Linked DNA regions of Mus musculus: region 1 is linked to region 2. The links are chromatin loops, found by intact Hi-C in ENCODE. Cell type or tissue: heart. All regions are shown on one strand. Links, peaks and the distances in the headings refer to the core of each region. The heading gives the core; the rest is flanking DNA. Region 1 holds the start of Atp5l (ATP synthase, H+ transporting, mitochondrial F0 complex, subunit G). Region 2 holds the start of Ube4a (ubiquitination factor E4A).

Region 1 (8,754 bases), core at 544-8,543, 50 kb before region 2:
CACAAGACAAACTGATGCTAATCACTGTTTATTTCAGCCCAGTGAGAGCCTTGGATGACACCGCTGTAACCGTTAACTAGCTACTGGATCTTGAAAAGCTATAAGAACCACAAAACCAGATGAATAGCAAGATTATTACACAGGATCTGTCTATGTAGTTCTGGCTATACTGGAACTGAATATGCAGACCAGAATGGCTTTGAACTCAGAGACCTGCCTGCCTCTGCCTCCTGAGTGCTAGGATGAGAGGTACATGCCAGTTAACATGGCTCTTTTACCCTGCTCTACTGTCAAAGATGTTATAATCATGTATCTAAGAATGCTACCTCTTTCATTCTTGAGGATGCAAATATTCAATTTGAGAAGTACCATCAACATTTTTACACAACTGCTGAAAAATAATCCATCTTTTTTTTTTTTTTTTGTAATTTCTGTGTATGAGACAAGGTCTCTCATAGCCCAAGTTGGCCTTAAACTCCTGCCCCTCCCCCATATTTCCTTTTGAGACAAAGTCCCATTCATTATACATTCAGGCTGGTCTTGAACTCCTTGACTCAAGTGATCTTCTATCAGCCTTTTCTGTTGCTGGGTATATGCACTACACCTGTTTACAGTTTTGGCCTCTCTCTCTTTTTTAGAGATAAGAGTTTGTATTTCCATTGTAAAACCATTTCTGACCTGAAACTGTGTGGATAGATCAAGTCAGCTTTAAATGTAGTGAGCCTTCCAACTCTACCTCCCAACCTCTAGGCTTACAGACGTATTTTGTTTTTGTTTTTGTTTGTTTTGTTTTGTGGGTGGAGGAGACAAAAGTTTCTCTGTGTAGCCCTGGCTGTCCTGAACTTGCTCTGTTGACCAGGCTGGCCTCAAACTCAGATATTACCTGCCTCTGCTTCCTGAGTGCTGGGATTAAAGGTGTGTGCCACTACCACTGCCTGGATTTGAATTTAAACCTCTGAATTACAATTTTAATCATCATGTATTTATGTCCAGGTTGATATATTCACATCTGTTTTTCCTAACTGCAGGTTAAACAGACACACACTTAAACCTGTTTCAATGTAACAAAGCCAAAGACAACTCAACTTACTCTCAGGAAATACTATGACTGCAGTACTTGACAGAGAAAACACAGCAGTGTTTTCAACACCTAGTATTTTATTCAGATAGCAGTCCTGTTACACATGGTCCAAGAACATTCAAATAAGAACTCAAATCAGAAGTTAAAGATTGGTCTTCAAACATCATAGCCAACAATGCCACGTTTGCCTATGATCTCTCCGATATAAAACCACATCCACACCTCAGTGGCCACCAAACCATTCAGCACAGCTTCCTGGAAAAGAAAAAAGCAGAAACTTTAAGGTACTTTAAAAAATGAACAATCAAAAAACCCAACACATATTTAAAACTGTTCTCTCTCAGAGAATGTACGGAGGCCATTGAAAACTACAGAACAATTTTAGCCCAAGCTAGGAATTACTGATATTCAATGTTCAACTTGAGAGCCTTGAACTTTCAATTTTGTGAGGCAAACGGACCTGAGCTTATAAACTGTTTCAAAGAGCTTTTTAAAGGTCTTTCTGAACTGACTTAACCCTTTCATTATTATTTATGAGATACTTTATGGGTCCTAAAACACCCCACATCCTGGAAGTGGCTCACACATTAGATGGGGCATTCATAGGAAGGCTTCTCTCTGAACAGATACTTCTGTCTAAGATGAAGGGCTCTGTCTTCTTCCCTCTTTCACCATCATTTAGTTTAATTTTTTCCAAATATTCAGTATCCGTTTTATATTCTTGACCAACAAGAAAAACAAAAGCAAACCACACATGGTTCTAGGAAGCACTGTTTCATGTAATCACAAACTCAGAATTACAAACTCTAGTTAGGAAAAAAAATCCTTCTATAAACAAACTGGACCTTTTTACTACTAGCAATAATAGCATTTTTGGAAGTCATTTTCCTCCTTCAGGTAGACCAGAGGCTAATGACGTCTCCTGACTGCCACCCTTCCCCAGGCAAAGGCTCTGGCCACAGCAGTTACTAGATATCGGGTGTACTTAAAAGTTAAGTTTCAACTCGTGGTATTTAATCTACATGCAATCTGAAAACCCAGATTTTGGTATTTTTGCTCTGCCTAATAACTCTAGTTGTCATTATCTGAAATGGAGCTAATTCTAGTACTAAAAAGAAAACAAAGCTGGAAAACTGTGTCATATTATAAGATACTTGCTGACATCAGGAAGGAGAGTGAGGTTCCCAGCTCTCAGGACACTCACCTTTTTGCTCTACAATCACAACTAGACCAAGACAAACAACAGCTGGATCACTTCTATCCAGATGACAAAATGAGAGAAGAAAATTTTTTCTTGGTAGTCAAAAAAAGATAAGCTCTCATTATGTTGGACTTTGCCTTATTGGAAAATATATATATTAATCAAAAGAACTGGAAATATTCCCAGGGAAGATATTTTTTCAATCACAAACATACTTTTTCATTTAGCACGTAGTTACCTTAACTGTAAGGTGTTTGAAGCTACCAGTTTTAGCACTTTGAATGATTTTTTTCACACTCTGAATAGCTGTAGGGATTTCAGCAGGGGTTGGGGGAACCAGCTCAACCTTGGCGTAGTGCCAAAATGTGGCCAATCGAGGCTTCGAGTAAGTCACGGCAGCTGGAAAACAAAACAAAACAAAACAGAAACCCCAGGATGAACTCACTGGAGATGGAAAGAAGCAGATGTGTGGGCTGGACACAAATATTTATTCATGTATCACATCCACTCACTGTTTGGACTGAATGTGCACCCAGTGTGAAAGTCAGAGCTGCTGCTCCCTGGTAACAAGAAGCTTTTAAAGATGCAGAACACCTGTGTCACAGGGACACTCAGCCAGGCAGGAAGCTCTAAGCTGTTAATTATGTCAGGACTCACTAGTGGCCAGCTAGTACTGTTATTCACCTTTGAATGGCAAATCTAATTAAATGTAAAGTTACTCGTAGCTAGATTTGCAAACAAAGACAAAAGCGTATTGTTCTTTGTAGAAACAGCAGATTTTGAAGAGAAGGGGTCCAGAAGGGGAAGAAGCTGTGTAGAATAGCATTCTTCTAACAATAAGATCGAGGCTCATCACAGTATTGGCCACAAGTCCAGATGGAATTACACCAATTAGTATCCATTCGTTTTTTTGTATCCTTAGCAATATGTGCTGGCTTAAATCTCTCTTACCAGAGTACAGCTGCTCACCTTTCAAACAGTGCACTCAATACAAATAAAATTTACATGTAGTGTTAAGAACAATTAAAATCAGATTCTGCACTGGGTAATGGTGGCTCATGCCTTTTATTTAACTCCAGTGCTGAGGACAGAGGCTGTGAGTTTAAGAATTGCTTTTAAACTGAAATTCTTTGATGTAGTCACTATTTTAAATCAATGAATTTAGCAGATGATATAGTAACAAATTCAACACAGGGTCTGGGGATGTGGCTCAGTGGTAGTACATGTGCAAGATCTTGGACTGAAGGTATAGCAGACAGAGACAGAAACGAATATAGAAACAGAGATGTATGGTGAGGGGGCAGGAATCTGATGCTGCTGGATTTTAGAATTATATGTATGTATATAGTGGGGGCACAAAAACAATCATGCATGCATTCATTCATTTTTTCTTCTAAGCAGGTTTCTCAGCAACCCTGTCCATCCTGGAACTCATTCTGTAGACAAGGCTGGCCTTAAATTCACAGAGATCTACCTGTCTCTGCTGCCACCATTTGGCTTATTTATTTACAGTCTCGGGGAGACTGTAAAGAGCTGAAGTGCTCACTACTCAGAGACTCGGGTGATAAAGCCTGTAAAAATGTCATAAGTGAGTTCCAAAGGAGTGTGTATTAAGTAAAAGTCTGCAAATATGTTAATGAGGCCAACTTTTCCAACATTTATAATTTTTTTCACTTTTAGGAAGCCTTTGTTATGTATTTTCTGTTAATAGTACTAAAACTGCAACTTCTAAACACAAATAAATAAAATATTTATAGGGAAAAAAAAGGAGGTCTGACTGCTCTGAAAAAGTCTTTTTGAGTTCAATTCCCAGCAACCACATGATGGCTCACAACCATCTGTAATGGGATTGGATGCCCTTTTCTAGTGTGTCTGAAAACAGAAAGAGTGTACTCACATACATAAAATAAATCTTAAACAAACCCACAGAGATTTCTTGTCTTTTGTGTCGGATGCACTGTATGTGTGTAGTGCTCAGAGCAGTCAGAAGAGGGCACCAGATCCTCTGGAACTTGAACTGTGGTGGTGAGCCACCACACTCATGCAGAGAACTGAATTTATTTAGTTCCTAAGCAAGAGTTCTTAACTACTGATCCATCTCTTCAGCCCTAGAAACAAGTATTTATATGTATAGACTAACATGCAATTATAGATATATGGGCTGGTGAGATGGCTCAGTGGGTAAGAGCACCCGACTGCTCTTCCAAAGGTCTGGAGTTCAAATCCCAGCAACCACATGGTGGCTCAAAACCATCCATAACGAGATCTGACTCCCTCTTCTGGAGTGTCTGAAGACAGCTACAGTGTACTTACATGTAATAAATAAATAAATCTTTAAAAAAAATTATAGATATATGTCTGAATACCTGCTGTGCTCGCTAGTTTTGTGTCAACTTAATGAAAGCTAGAGTCATTTGGTAAGAAGGACCCTTACTCAACTGGTTGGGTAGTGGTGGTGCTCATCTTTAATCCCAGTGCCCAGGAGGCAGAGACAGGCAGGCATATCTCTGAGTTCAAGGCCAGCCTGGTCTACAGAGTGATTCCAGGACAGCCAATGCTACACAGAGAAATTCTCTTTCAAAAAACAAAACAAAACAAAACAAAACAAAAACAAAAACCACACACACACAAAACCAAAAAACCAAAAAAGGAACCTGAATTGAGAAAATACCCCTATTAGTTTGGCTGTGGTGCATTTTCTTCCTTGGTGACTGATGCGAGAGGATGCAACTCACTCAGGGTGATGCTACTCCTCCCCACGACACTGCCTCTGGTCATGGTGGGTTTTGTTGTTGTTTTTGTTTTAAGACTTTATCTTATATATGTGGGTACACCATCACTGTCCTCAGACACACCAGAAGGCATAGGATCCCATTTGTGAGCCACCGTGTGGTTGCTGGGAATTGAACTCAGGACCTCTGGAAGAGCAGTCAGTGCTCCTAACTGCTAAGCCATCTCTCCAGCCCAGTCATGGTGTTTTATCATAGCAAATGAAACTAAATTCAGACACCTGTCCACTGAGAGGACTTTGAAATGGACTCTAGCAGCAAGGAACAAACCCAGATCCTAGACGGTAATTTGTGAATTCCATTGTTTAATAAAAGGTACCAAGGCTCCTTGGAGAAATGGTCAAGGCTAAGTAAGGCTGGGCAAAGAAAAAAGATAAAAAGATGACTTATGATGTAGAACCAAAAACTAAGAAGGCATGCCAAAAGGGCAGAGGTACCAACGTAAAAGATCTACAGACTGCCAAGGTGGGCACAATCTCAGCAGTAAACGACATAGAATTAGATACAAGAAGTATGAAGTGAATGTAAAAGAGCCAGTGCAATATACAATTAAAATAACAGGAGAGAGGGAGAGAGAAAGAGAGAAATTGAGTAAGATAGATCTTCCTCACAAAATTCCACTTACTATATGTAGAAAATGGACTCACCCCTCCTGCTCTGGTAACTTGCTTGTAAAGAATGGGTGTAGACACATAAGGCTGGTCACTACCAGTATGTCGCTATAATGATCTTTTCTGAGGGGTGGGGGATAGAGGTAAGAGGTGGATTTGCTGAGAATTCCAGGAGAGGGAGGTGTGCACATGAAAATGATTATAAAAGTTGTTACACAAATGTATGACACCTCCAAAAAATAAAAACAAGTGCAGAAAGTGCAAGCAGTAGTTTTATAGTGGAAGACCTTGTCAGCTCAATAGATGGCATGAATACCACAGATCTCTTAATATGTCATCAGGGTGATCTGTCTCTGTGGTTCTTGCTCTTTTTTTCCTTTTCTTTTCTTTTCTTTTTTTTTTTTTTTTTCTGAGACAGGGTTTCTCTGTGTAGCCCTGGCTGTCCTGGAACTCACTCTGTAGACCAGGCTGGCCTCGAACTCGGAAATCTGCCTGCCTCTGCCTCCCCAGTGCTGGGATTAGAGGCGTGCGCCTGGCGGTTCTTGTTCTTTTTTTTGTTTTCTTTTAAAGATTGATTTATTTTCTATGAATACACATCGGATCCCATTATAGATGGCTGTGAGCCACTATGTCACTGCTGGGAATTGAACTCAGGACCTCTGGAAGAGCAGTCAGTGCTCTTAACCACTGAGCCATCTCTCCAGCCCCTGTGGTTCTTGTTCTTAAAATCCCTAATTCCAGGCTAATCATTAGAGAAACCCAAGATAACCAGTTTGGAGAACATTCTTCAAAATATCCAGGCAGACACCTCCAAGTGGCCAAATCATGAAAGTAGAGATCAGATATAAGAAAGGGGAGATTGCAGACACAAGAAACTAGTTCTAAGGTAATATCCTATATTTGTAGACTCAAAATATATGAATGGAAAAGCGGGTGAAACATAAGTAAAATTTATAGCTTAGTTAAGGGAAAAGAAAAACAAAACAAAAAAATAGACTTTCACCTTTCTGGGGGAACTATGATAATAATTACTGACTTCTTTCTCTAGCTACATGCCCTAGGGAACTGAAAGATCTAGTCAGTAGTCAGTATCAAATACTTTAACATTCACACTTAATACACCAGCCTGGGCTGGAGAGATGGCTGCTCTTCCAAAGGTCCTGAGTTCAATCCCCAGCAATCACATGGTGGCTCACAACCATCCGTAATAGGATCTGACGCCCTCTTCTGGTGTGTCTGGAGACAGCTATAGTGTACTCACATACATAAATAAATAAATCTTAAAAAAAAAAAAGCCCCAGCCTATGCTGCAGAGCACAGTCTACGTAACCTTCTGTTCCCTCAGAGCCCTCAGGTCTCAGTACTTCTGGCAGAACAAGTTATCTTACAGTTACAACAGTGGAAAGGTTTTATGTTGTTTCTTGACCAAAGTTTACCTTGATAATGTCTTTCATTTTGGATTTCATCAATAAAATCAGTTTTAAATTTCTGAATACAAGCTACCTAAAAGATGCAAAAGTCATACGGCCGGAAAAATACTCTCTACGAAATATTAAAAATAGCACCTCAAACCATCAAAGTCCAAACGTCAAAGCCTTTTGGTTGTATTGGTGTAAAAATTGTAGTACGTTGCTTCAGATCACCTAATGATTTTTTACTAAGGAAATTCTTTGGAAAACAGCTATTGGCAGCCTCAGGTTCCATAGGAAGGAATCCAGTATTTATAGACTCTGGCTGGCACTTTAAGGGTTTAAATAGCTCACTAGCTGGTGATGAAGGGGAGAAAAAAAAGAATTACTAAATATGCAAACAGGTTGGAAAGCTCAAAATTACAAGTTTTTAAAATTCCACCTCAGAGGGCTGGAGAGATGGCTCAGCGGATAAGAGCACTGGCTGCTCTTCCAGAGGTGCTGAGTTCAATTCCCAGCAACCACATGGTGACTCACAACCATCTGTAATGGGATCCAATGGCCTTCTCTGGTGTGTCTGAAAACAGCTAGTGTACTCACATAAGTAAAATAAATAAATCTTTGAAAAAAAATCCACCTTCAATTCACATTTCATAACCAAATTTGAACATTTGGAAATAGGACCTTCAACCACTTAATACAATACAGAAAAGAAGAAATTGTAAACTTAATCTCCTGCTTCAAAAATACAGTAATTTTCTACTCAGAAGAGAACTGTATCGATTGAACATACTGCTCAGGCTTATAACTACTCAGTGTTTATCTGAGAGACCGCGGTCTATCAGAATTTTCAAACAAAACAACCTCACGAATGCCAAGCCAAGGTTCTGAAGACGACTGCTGACAGGCGTCGCTTTCTGTGCTGACTGGGGAGGGGATATTCACCCCTACGTTCCAAATTCCCTTCATCGGACGCAGAATTCTCTAGGCTCTAACCAGGATGGTAAGCAAACATAACTTTCAAAGATCTCTCACCCGTCTTTAAAATTTCTGATGGCTTTCAAATACTTCGCTGAGACGCAGACCAGCTATGAGGTCTGATGTGTGACCTCTCTCTCCCCTGTTACCGACCTCCCTTCCCAACTCTCCCGGCACGGTAAGGGGGCATCACGGCGTTCGCGGCGGAGTGAGGCCGGGCAGAGTTACACGACCCACTCGCTCCCCGGCCGAGCTAGGACCCTGCAGCTTGTGAGCTCTAAGCAGCCGCGGGCAGGCCAGGCGAGGCTGCGGCCTTACAGTGGCCTCCTGGAAGCCCTCCCGACGCCCACGGCCCCTTGGTGCCGCAGCACAATCCCTCCCCTCGCGAGCCTCTCCCGGGCTGCGCTCACCGGCTACCATCGACGGTGCCTTCTCCGCGAAGTTACGGATGAACTTGGCCATGGTCTAAGGTGGAAGGTACGTCTCCCCGAACCGCCGGCTGAATGTCACCCCCGGAAGGACCCGCGGCAGGACCCCTTCCCCATTTCCAAGGTCAGGCTGCCCCTCTCTGTGCCTGTTCAAAACATATAGGTATTGATTCCCTGTTTGTGGCATCTCATTAGTCAGTTTACTTTGTTCACTCCAAGTAAAAACCTAGATATAAAAAAAAATGAGGCGCGATAAC
Region 2 (8,618 bases), core at 611-8,610:
CACTAAGTCATCTCCAGGCCTTTTTATTTTATTTTATTTTTTTAATTAAAAAGTCGAGCCTCACTGTGTAGCCCAGGCTATCCTTGAATGTACAGTGATTCTTCTGCCTCAGTCTCCAAGTGCTAAGATTACAGGCATGTATCGCAATGCCTGGCTTGAGTTATTTTATATTTAAAAAAATACAACTGAATGATCCAGCTCATTAGATAGGAGACAATGATCTGCAGCATATATATAAAAAGAAAGCTGAAAGCAGGAAGAACAGGACATATTCTCAAAACTATCAGGAGAGAGGGCTTAGCACCACAAATGGCATCACTTCCTTTTTAATTCTATTCTCTTCCATTATATACACAAGCTAACTTTCTATTACATCTTTTCCCTGCTTATAATGGAATTTTAAAACTTCCACAGAGCACTCCTGGCAGATCAACTGTGCTAGCCTCTAGGACCCTCAAGTACAAGTTCATATCTGATTCTGAAACTATCCTCCAAACCACAACGCTTAAGCAAATGTTCACGGGCAGTCTCAGTCTTCCAAGTGATTACTCCTGAGCTGCACGTAGCCACACCACACCATTCCTCGAGATCTACTTCAAGGCACAGACTTATTACATCTGGAGATGCAGCAACAGGCCAAGCTCCCAGGCCAGACACTGTGGCGCTTCAGTACCTATGCATATGTAGAACAGAGAATGAAAATAAGCCTGCTATCACCTCAAATGCTGCCCTAGTCAGCTTTAACTGTCAACTTGACATAGCCTAGAGTCATCTTAGGGGAAAGCCTGGTTTGAGATTGCCCAGATCAGACATTTCTTTGGGGGAATTGTCTTGACTGGCTAGCTAATGGGGCTGGAGAGATGGCTCACTGGTTAAGAGCACTGACTGTGTTCTTCCAGAGGTCCTGAGTTCAATTCCCAGCAACCACAAGGTGGCTCACAACCTTCTGGTGTCTGAAGACAGTGACAATGTACTTAGATATATAAAATAAGTAAATAAATCTTAAAAAAAAAAAAAAGCAAGCAAGCAAAGCATCAGCCAGCAAGCAACATTCCTCCATAGGTTGTACTTCAAGGTCTTGCTTGAATTCTTGCCCTGACTCGCCTCAGTGATGGGATGTGACTTGCAAGTGCACAAATAATTCTTTTCCTCCTTTGAGTTGCTTTTGGTCAGAATGGTTTATAATGACAACAGAAAGAAGACTAGAAAGAATGTTACAAACAAAACAAGGTTTTGCCTACCCCACTGAAGTCATCGTTCTCGTATCTACTTAAAATAGGTATAGAGAATTTCCTTCTTTAGAAGCAAGGCTAAATCATGTGACAACTTACAGGAAAAAATGAGGGCCCACAGATCACCTGTTGAGAACCTCGGTGGAGATCCAGGTTAGACTTAGTCATTGAGCTTACACATGAAAATAAAAGTACCTAGGAAGAAAAGAAAGGTCTGGTGAAATGGACCCTCGATACCTGGTTTGGCTTAATACTTACTCTACCTATTTTAAGTTTCCCAGCTTGAGTAGAGTAGTGCATACCTGTAATCCTTGCACTTGGGAAGTGAAAACAGGAGGATCTTGATGTCAAGGCCAGCCTGAGCTACACAGTGAGACCCTGACTCAGAAATAAATAAGTAAGAGGTTGAAGAAATGACTCTACCAGAGTACCAGAGTCTGGATCCCAGTACCTGAAACAGGGCAGCTCACAAATGCCTGCAACTCCAACTCCAGGGACCTGACAACTCCTGCTCTCTGTGGGCATCCACACACTCTTACAGGTACACATCCATAAAAAAATAGATTCTTTAATAGGAAAGAAAGAAAGTGAGAGAGGGGAAGAAACAAAGAGATTAAGAGAGAGAGGAAGAGAAGGAAGGTAGGGAGAGAGAGAGAGAGAGAAAGAAAGAGAAATGGCTCAGTGGTTAAGAGTACTTGCTGTTCTTTTAGAGGACCACAGTTTAGTTTCTAGCACCCATGTCGGGCAGCTTACAACTTTCTGTAACTACAGCTCTTGGGGATCCAATACCCTTTACTTTTGTGGGCAGCTGCACACATATGGCATGCATATATACAGAAACACATATGGAGACATAAGCAAAACTAAAAAAATTATCTTTAAAAAGAAACAGTAATAGTAATAATAAACCCAAATTCCTTGTTTTCAGTTGCCACACAGAAACACATCCACTTTCTTGATAGCTTTTGGGATGGCACAACTACCAGCCCCCCCAAGGCTTTTGGATTTGATTCATTTTTAGTAAGTAACTTCACTTTACATACCTGCTGCAAAAGTCTACATCTCTAGGAAGTGTCAACCATTGGACCCATACAATTCTCTCATTTTCTCCTGACTCAAGCTTCTACTTATATAGAGTGCTGCTAATCCTTTAAGGCCACTACTGGCTCCTGAGAGCATACAGATATTTTAAGATCATGTCCAATCCAGTTTTAAAGTAGAACTATTGGTAACACTGAAAAACAGATTGCTATAGCCAAGTTCTATGGCTAAGGTGGGGTTGGGTGTAGCTCTGTTCTAGAGCACTTAGTATGCACCAGGGCTTAGTTTATAACCCCAGCAACTCCCTACCCCAAGCCCAAATTACACTGTATTAAATTGTACTCCATAAAGTCTCTATTTTGGAATTTAAAAATGTTCCCAAAGTAACATGTCTACCTGGAAATACCTTCAGTGTTACATTAGGTGTCGTAACAAAAATCCTTGCAATACGTTTATCTGCAAGCTAGGATCTCATCAAGTGAAGCACATACACGTCCGAAAACAAAAAAAGAACACAACACAACAAACAAAACCGTCTCTAACAAACCCTGGCATTTCATCTTGGGCCCCATTTTATGTCTCTGGGACCAAAAAAGTCAATGACATTGAGACTTAACCCATTCTTGCTCTAGGAGACAAAAAAGAATCCTAAAAGGAACAATACTAAACACAAAACGTCTGACTCTATGGTCAATCTGAGAAATGTTTTCTCGACCAAGAAAAACTCGAGCAGAATCCAAAGAGCTACAGCTGGGAAGCCGTCACTCGCTTTAAAAGTCAACCTCTTGCTACACGCACCCTACTGGTTTGATTGCTATGAGTCGAGCTTCATTTTGTCTCCTTGGCATCTGGCACTGTCGTTCACTCTTCGTATTTTATCCTTTGGGGTTCAGTAACATTCATAGGCAGCAGGGAGACCCACCCACCCTGCGCAGGTCCTAGATAAAATAAGTCAAAAGACAGCCACAGCCCACACTCGGGCCTTTCCTAGCAGGGACTTGGCAAAGAAGAAGGGAATGTGCAGAGCCACCGGACGCCGGAGCACCGTAAGGGTTTCCAGATTAGACAGGGTCGAAGTTCAAGACGGACCCGGGTCAGGCAAGCAGTTGAGAACAGCAGGCATGCAGGGGCCTTGACTGGCAATTGCTTAGGAGAAAACCGGGTCGCAGCCTCAACACTCTCGTCCTCTTATACCTTGCCTCTTACCGGAGCCTGAAAGGGCAGGGACGACGACACCTCACAGCTACAGCGACCAAAAGGTTCTTACTTCCGACTCAGCAAGGCAACCGGAGCTGACATCATCGCTGAGCGCCGAGCCTGTTGGGTCTTTACCCCGCGCCGGAAGTAGGGCGGTGTCGGGCTTCGCTAATGACAGAGAAAACACCGAGGAGGCGCATGCGCACGTTTGCTGGCAGCTAGCGAGGGTGGGGGGCGGGCCGGAAGTGGCTTTGGGATTGGGCTAGGCAGCAGGGCGGGGCGGGGCAGGGTTGGCTATGACTGCGTGCTTTGAAGTTTTGTGGAATATGAAGCTAGACCTTGGAAATCCATCTCTTGAGGGCAGATACACTATTGTGGTGTCGGGCTCTGCACAGACTGTGACTTTTTGCTTTTTACGCTCCCTTCTGTCCTATGGCTTTTTGGAGCCGTTTCACTCGTTGTGGCTTAGAAGCAGTAACAATACCAACAAGGACAATGTATAAGACGTTTTGAGCAGGTATTAGGTGCCAGGCAGCGCGCTATTTTGGGTTGGTCTTAGATTTATCTATACAATGCTAACAGTATACAGCCTACAAGTCTGGTTAATTTTTAGTTTTTAATTTTGAAAAATATTTATGAGCATTGATTGGTGTTTTGCCTGTATGTATGTCTGTGTGAGGGTGTCAGATTCCCTGGATATGGAGTTACAGACAGTTGTGAGCTGCAATGTGGGTGCTAGGAATTGAATCTGGGTCGTCTGAGCCATTTCTCCAGCCTTGGTTCTTAGTTTTAGTAAGGAAAATGAAAATTAAAACTGTAGTGAGTGGGACACCGTGGGGCATGCTGTAATTCTAGCACTTGGTACATAGAGACAGGAGAATTGAGCATCCGAAGTCATCCTCTGCTATTCAGTGAGTTTGGACTAACCTAGGGTTACTTCAAACCAACCATCCAACCAACCAAAACCCTACCCTATTCTGAGATACCCCTTAAAAAAAATTATATTGGCACAGCTCAATACCTCAGCAAGAGATTGGTAGCATACATGCATAGGAGTACCAGGCACTTCTTTGCTGTACTTGATAGTGTATATCTATATAACTGCTATGAAGTGAGATTTAGTTTAATAAAATTACATGTTCAGATATTTTTCAATGATATCTTTTATTCTTATTTGTTACTAATACTTTACATATATTCTAAGTGACATTTATTGTTAAAGCTAGACCAAATCCCTAACAATGACCTACAAATAATGAGACAGGAGACAATCTTGTCTTAGACATGACCTCCCAAATGCAACAAAATCTATAAAATGGAATTTATCAAAAAGACTTTTGCATTTCAAAAGTCACCATTAAGAAAGTGAGGTTGGGGCAAAGATTAATATTATGTGTTGTGTAAAAAGCCATTGCTCTGAGCTGAAGAGATGACTCAGCGGTTAAGAGCACCGCCTTACTTTCCAAAGGAGGCAGGGTTCAGATTTCAGCATGCACCTAGCAGCTAGAATCACTAACTCCACTCTCAGGGATACAATGCCCTCTTCTGGCCTCCATTGGCTCTGCATGCCCATTGTGCAAAGATAGACCAACAGCCCTAACACCCATATACACAAAATAAAAATAATACAAAATAAATGTTAATGTGGCTATATTGAAGTAGTGACAAATATTGTTGAAAATTCAAGATTCATAAAAACAAAAAGCTGTCATGTCAGTAGGGATGTAAAACGATGCTGTTAGTTTAGAAAAGAATTTGGCTGTTTCTTTAAGAGCTAAAAGTGAATTTGCCATATGATCTTCATTCCTAGGTCTTTACTCCAGAGAAATGAAATTATAGTTGCATAAAGAGCCTTGCACGCTGGGCTGTGGTGGTGTAAGCCTTTAATTCCAGCCCTTGGAGACAGGGCAGATGGATCTCTGTGAGTTTGGGGCCAGCCTCATATACAGAGAGAGTTCCAGGACAGCTAGGGCTACACAGAGAAACTGAGTCTTGAAAAAACCAAAATAAAAACAAAATAGAACATTTCAAAAGAATCCTCATTGCAGCAGTGCTTATAATAGCCGAGAAGTGAAACCATCATGTGTCCTTTGACTGGGGAATGGACAAGCAGTGGACTGCCCATGAAATGGCTTTTCAGCAAGAAGAAACAAAATACACATATACTTGGAGTTCAAGGCTAGATAGATAGCAGGACCTGTGGGAAGCCACATATGCCATTACAAGGTGACGCTGGCTACCACTGGCCACCACGCATACGGTTGGGTAAACAACCAATGTGTACATATGCAATAACGTTTTTTGCCAAGACACTGCCTGGCCCGGGCATGATAATGAGGTTCTGTGAGGTACTGAGAGTATAACCAATCAGGTGTGAGGCATGCAAATGAGGTAGAATGCATAACCAATCCGGGTGTGAGACACGCCTCTCCTAGGCCTATATAAGCAGCACCAGTGCTGGGCTTGGGGTTTCGCCTCTGCAATCAAGCTCTCCCAATAAAGAAAAAGAAAACTTGAAGAGACAGAGACTTGTGGCTGCTTGGGGTTGAGAGTCAGCATAAGGACTATTAAAACAGTGGTGGTGATGTTTTCAACCTGAATTATGATGGGGCAAATTACTAAAAACTGCTGAGAACAGGTGAAATCACTTAAAATTGGCAAATATTATCATAGGCTAATTATATATCATACAGGCTTCTTTTTTTTTTTTGGTTTTTTTTTTTTTTTGGTTTTTTTTTTTTTTTGGTTTTTTTTTTTTTTTTTTTTGGTTTTTCGAGATCTAACTCCTTCTGGCCTCATAAAGCACCAGGCATACATGTGATACACATACATGCTGGCAAACACCAAAACCATAAAATAAAACGTCAAGAATGAAACCTGTGAGCCCTGCGTGGTGGCGCACGCCTTTAATCCCAGCACTTGGGAGGCAGAGGCAGAGGCAGAGGCAGGCAGATTTCTGAGTTCCAGGCCAGCCTGGTCTACAAAGTGAGTGCCAGGACAGCCAGGGCTACACAGAGAAACCCTGTCTCAAAAAAACCAAAACAAACAAAACATTCTAAGTTTTAATGTTTGCTGGGTTCTTACGCAGGTCATAATTCAGTGGGCCAGTGCAGCAGTGAGGTGGCACATCAAGAAAAAGTATCTGCCACACAAATGTGACAACCTGAGCCCAATCCCCTGAGAAACAGAAAAAGAGAACCCACTCCACCATGTTGTACAGAGGCTGGAAGCTTCCAGGACTAGGCCTAGGATAGCAGACAGAGGCAGTAAGGCTTAGAGACGACAATCACATCACATGAATAAAAGTTACTTTTACAGGTGCTGGGGATTGAACCCAGGTCTCTTGGAAGAGCAGCCAGTGCTCTTAAGCACTGAGCCATCGCTTCAGCCCTCCAAAGGGAGTTCTTCACACATGCGTTGTTGTTTCAGCTATGTCTCCACATCATTTTGTTCCAGGTAGCAAGTGAAGTCATGCCTGGCAAACAGGCAGCACAAACTGTGCTTTAAGTAAAATGCTACAATCAATCAATCCTTAGCCAGTAATTGGTCTTGTCTACTTTATCCTTCATAATCTTCAGGTTGGATTAGGAGAAAATTCAAGATATATAGTGTTATATCATAGTGTGAGACATAGGGGAAAGGAGAATAAAGTGTACTTGAGAACTTTTCTTATATGCTTAGTATACACCTAAGAACATATGTAAGAAGCTCACTTGCCTGTGGGGAAGGCTACTCTGTGGCTGGACACTCCGGTGGAAGGAGACCTTTCACTGCATATGTGATTCACTGAGTAGTAGTAGTTGTTGTTATTATTATCATTGTTATGCTTTTACTTATTGTTATTACTATAGTGTGTGTGTGATGCGTATGCATGGGGTGTGCATATTCTTCAAGTGTATGTGGAGGTAAGAGAACAACATGGTGGAGTGGGTTCTCTTTTTCTGCTTCTCAGGGGATTGGGCTCAGGTTGTCACATTTGTGTGGCAGATACTTTTTCTTGATGTGCCACCTCACTGCTGCACTGGCCCACTGAATTATGACCTGCGTAAGAACCCAGCAAACATTAAAAAAAGAAATGTCTATTTGGATAGAGAGGTAGGTTATACTTGATCTTTTAATTTTGTCATTTACAATTTTCCCAGTAGGGGGCACTCTGCAAACACCACACTGTGCTTGTTTTCCTTCACTGAATTTTTTTGGGGGGTCTGGGGGTGGGGTGCTGAGAACCCCAAACAAGGTTGACAAGTGCTCCACTTCTGAGTCATACCACTGGCTCCTCCAAGCTTTTATTTTATTTTGAAAAAAAAAAAAAAAAGACCAAAATTTCTTTGACAGTTCTTCCTCTCTGCTTGCAGTCTACCTGTAGGGTTGAAAATCTCTCTACTGGGCTCTCTCCAAAATGCATTGTTTTGATTCTGGGTGCTGGATAGAAGGGGGGACACCTAGAACGAGAAAGAAAATTTGCAACTGGTCAGAAAGCTCATTAACGTTCTCAATTCTGTCTTCCTAACTGAAACTTGGGATGAACTGACAGAATCAGAAATTCTGATTGGTTGATTAAAAAGTTAATAAAGGTTTTTAGTTTTAGTTTTCTCTCTCCCTCTCCTTCCCTCCCTGAACTTTTTTTTTTGAGGGGGGAGTGTGGGGAGAGACTGGAACTTTCTACTAGACCAAGCTAGCCAGGAACTCACAGAACTCTGCTTTCAGAGGACTGTAATTAAAGGTGTGTTCCACCACACCTACGTTTCGGTCTTTGGTTCTTAATGGCCATTCTGCCTTAGACATTAGGTAGTGTCTAACACATTTTTGTTTATCACACTGGGGGCGGGGGAGTGAGTACCAGTGCCATCAGGTAGATAATGGCCAAGGACATTGCTATAATGGGCAGGACAGTCCTTCATCACAAAGAAAATCTGTGGATGTTTGAGAGAACTTAATGAAGTTAAGAACAATGCTCAGCATCTGTGGGCTTGAGGCCCTGCTCTCAGAGGACCCACAGATGCACACAGCACCCGTGCATTCTTAGGTCGAGACAGTCAGTCCTGGTACCAGTGTCTTTAAAAAAGAGACTCCACAGTCAACTCCCTGCCCCTTTTCATCCCTATTGGAAGAAGAGGTTTGGCAGCAGCTAGGAAGCATGTGGAGCCC

What was found. Peaks named below come from ENCODE experiments on the same cell type or tissue, not always from the same donor. Only the 100,000 strongest peaks of a DNase experiment are listed, where the experiment ranks them.
Region 1: a loop joins it to region 2, with 5 times the contacts of the local background. A loop is called at or near these places in 12 of 42 quality-filtered maps.

What each region holds. Positions count from the first base shown.
Region 1 is chr9:44,912,131-44,920,884 of GRCm38, forward strand. Atp5l (ATP synthase, H+ transporting, mitochondrial F0 complex, subunit G) reads right to left here and starts at 8,612. Exons shown (of 3, transcript NM_013795.5): 1 at 8,480-8,612; 2 at 2,521-2,681; 3 at 1,118-1,336. The coding sequence starts at 8,531. The coding sequence ends at 1,238. It overlaps Gm30934 (a long non-coding RNA gene), which reads left to right and starts at 8,597. Exons shown (of 2, transcript XR_379340.4): 1 at 8,597-8,754. In heart, for the core only: CTCF peaks have their summits at 4,262 (motif pointing right) and 6,906 (motif pointing left); a DNase peak (open chromatin) is centred at 8,471; H3K4me3 peaks cover 1,609 bases; H3K27ac peaks cover 741 bases.
Region 2 is chr9:44,962,006-44,970,623 of GRCm38, forward strand. Ube4a (ubiquitination factor E4A) reads right to left here and starts at 3,595. Exons shown (of 21, transcript NM_001346698.1): 1 at 3,480-3,595; 2 at 1,332-1,427. Cd3g (CD3 antigen, gamma polypeptide) reads right to left here. Exons shown (of 7, transcript NM_009850.2): 7 at 7,567-7,912. In heart, for the core only: CTCF peaks have their summits at 5,023 (motif pointing left) and 7,619 (motif pointing right); DNase peaks (open chromatin) are centred at 3,596 and 4,986; H3K4me3 peaks cover 1,996 bases; H3K27ac peaks cover 1,498 bases; H3K27me3 peaks cover 491 bases.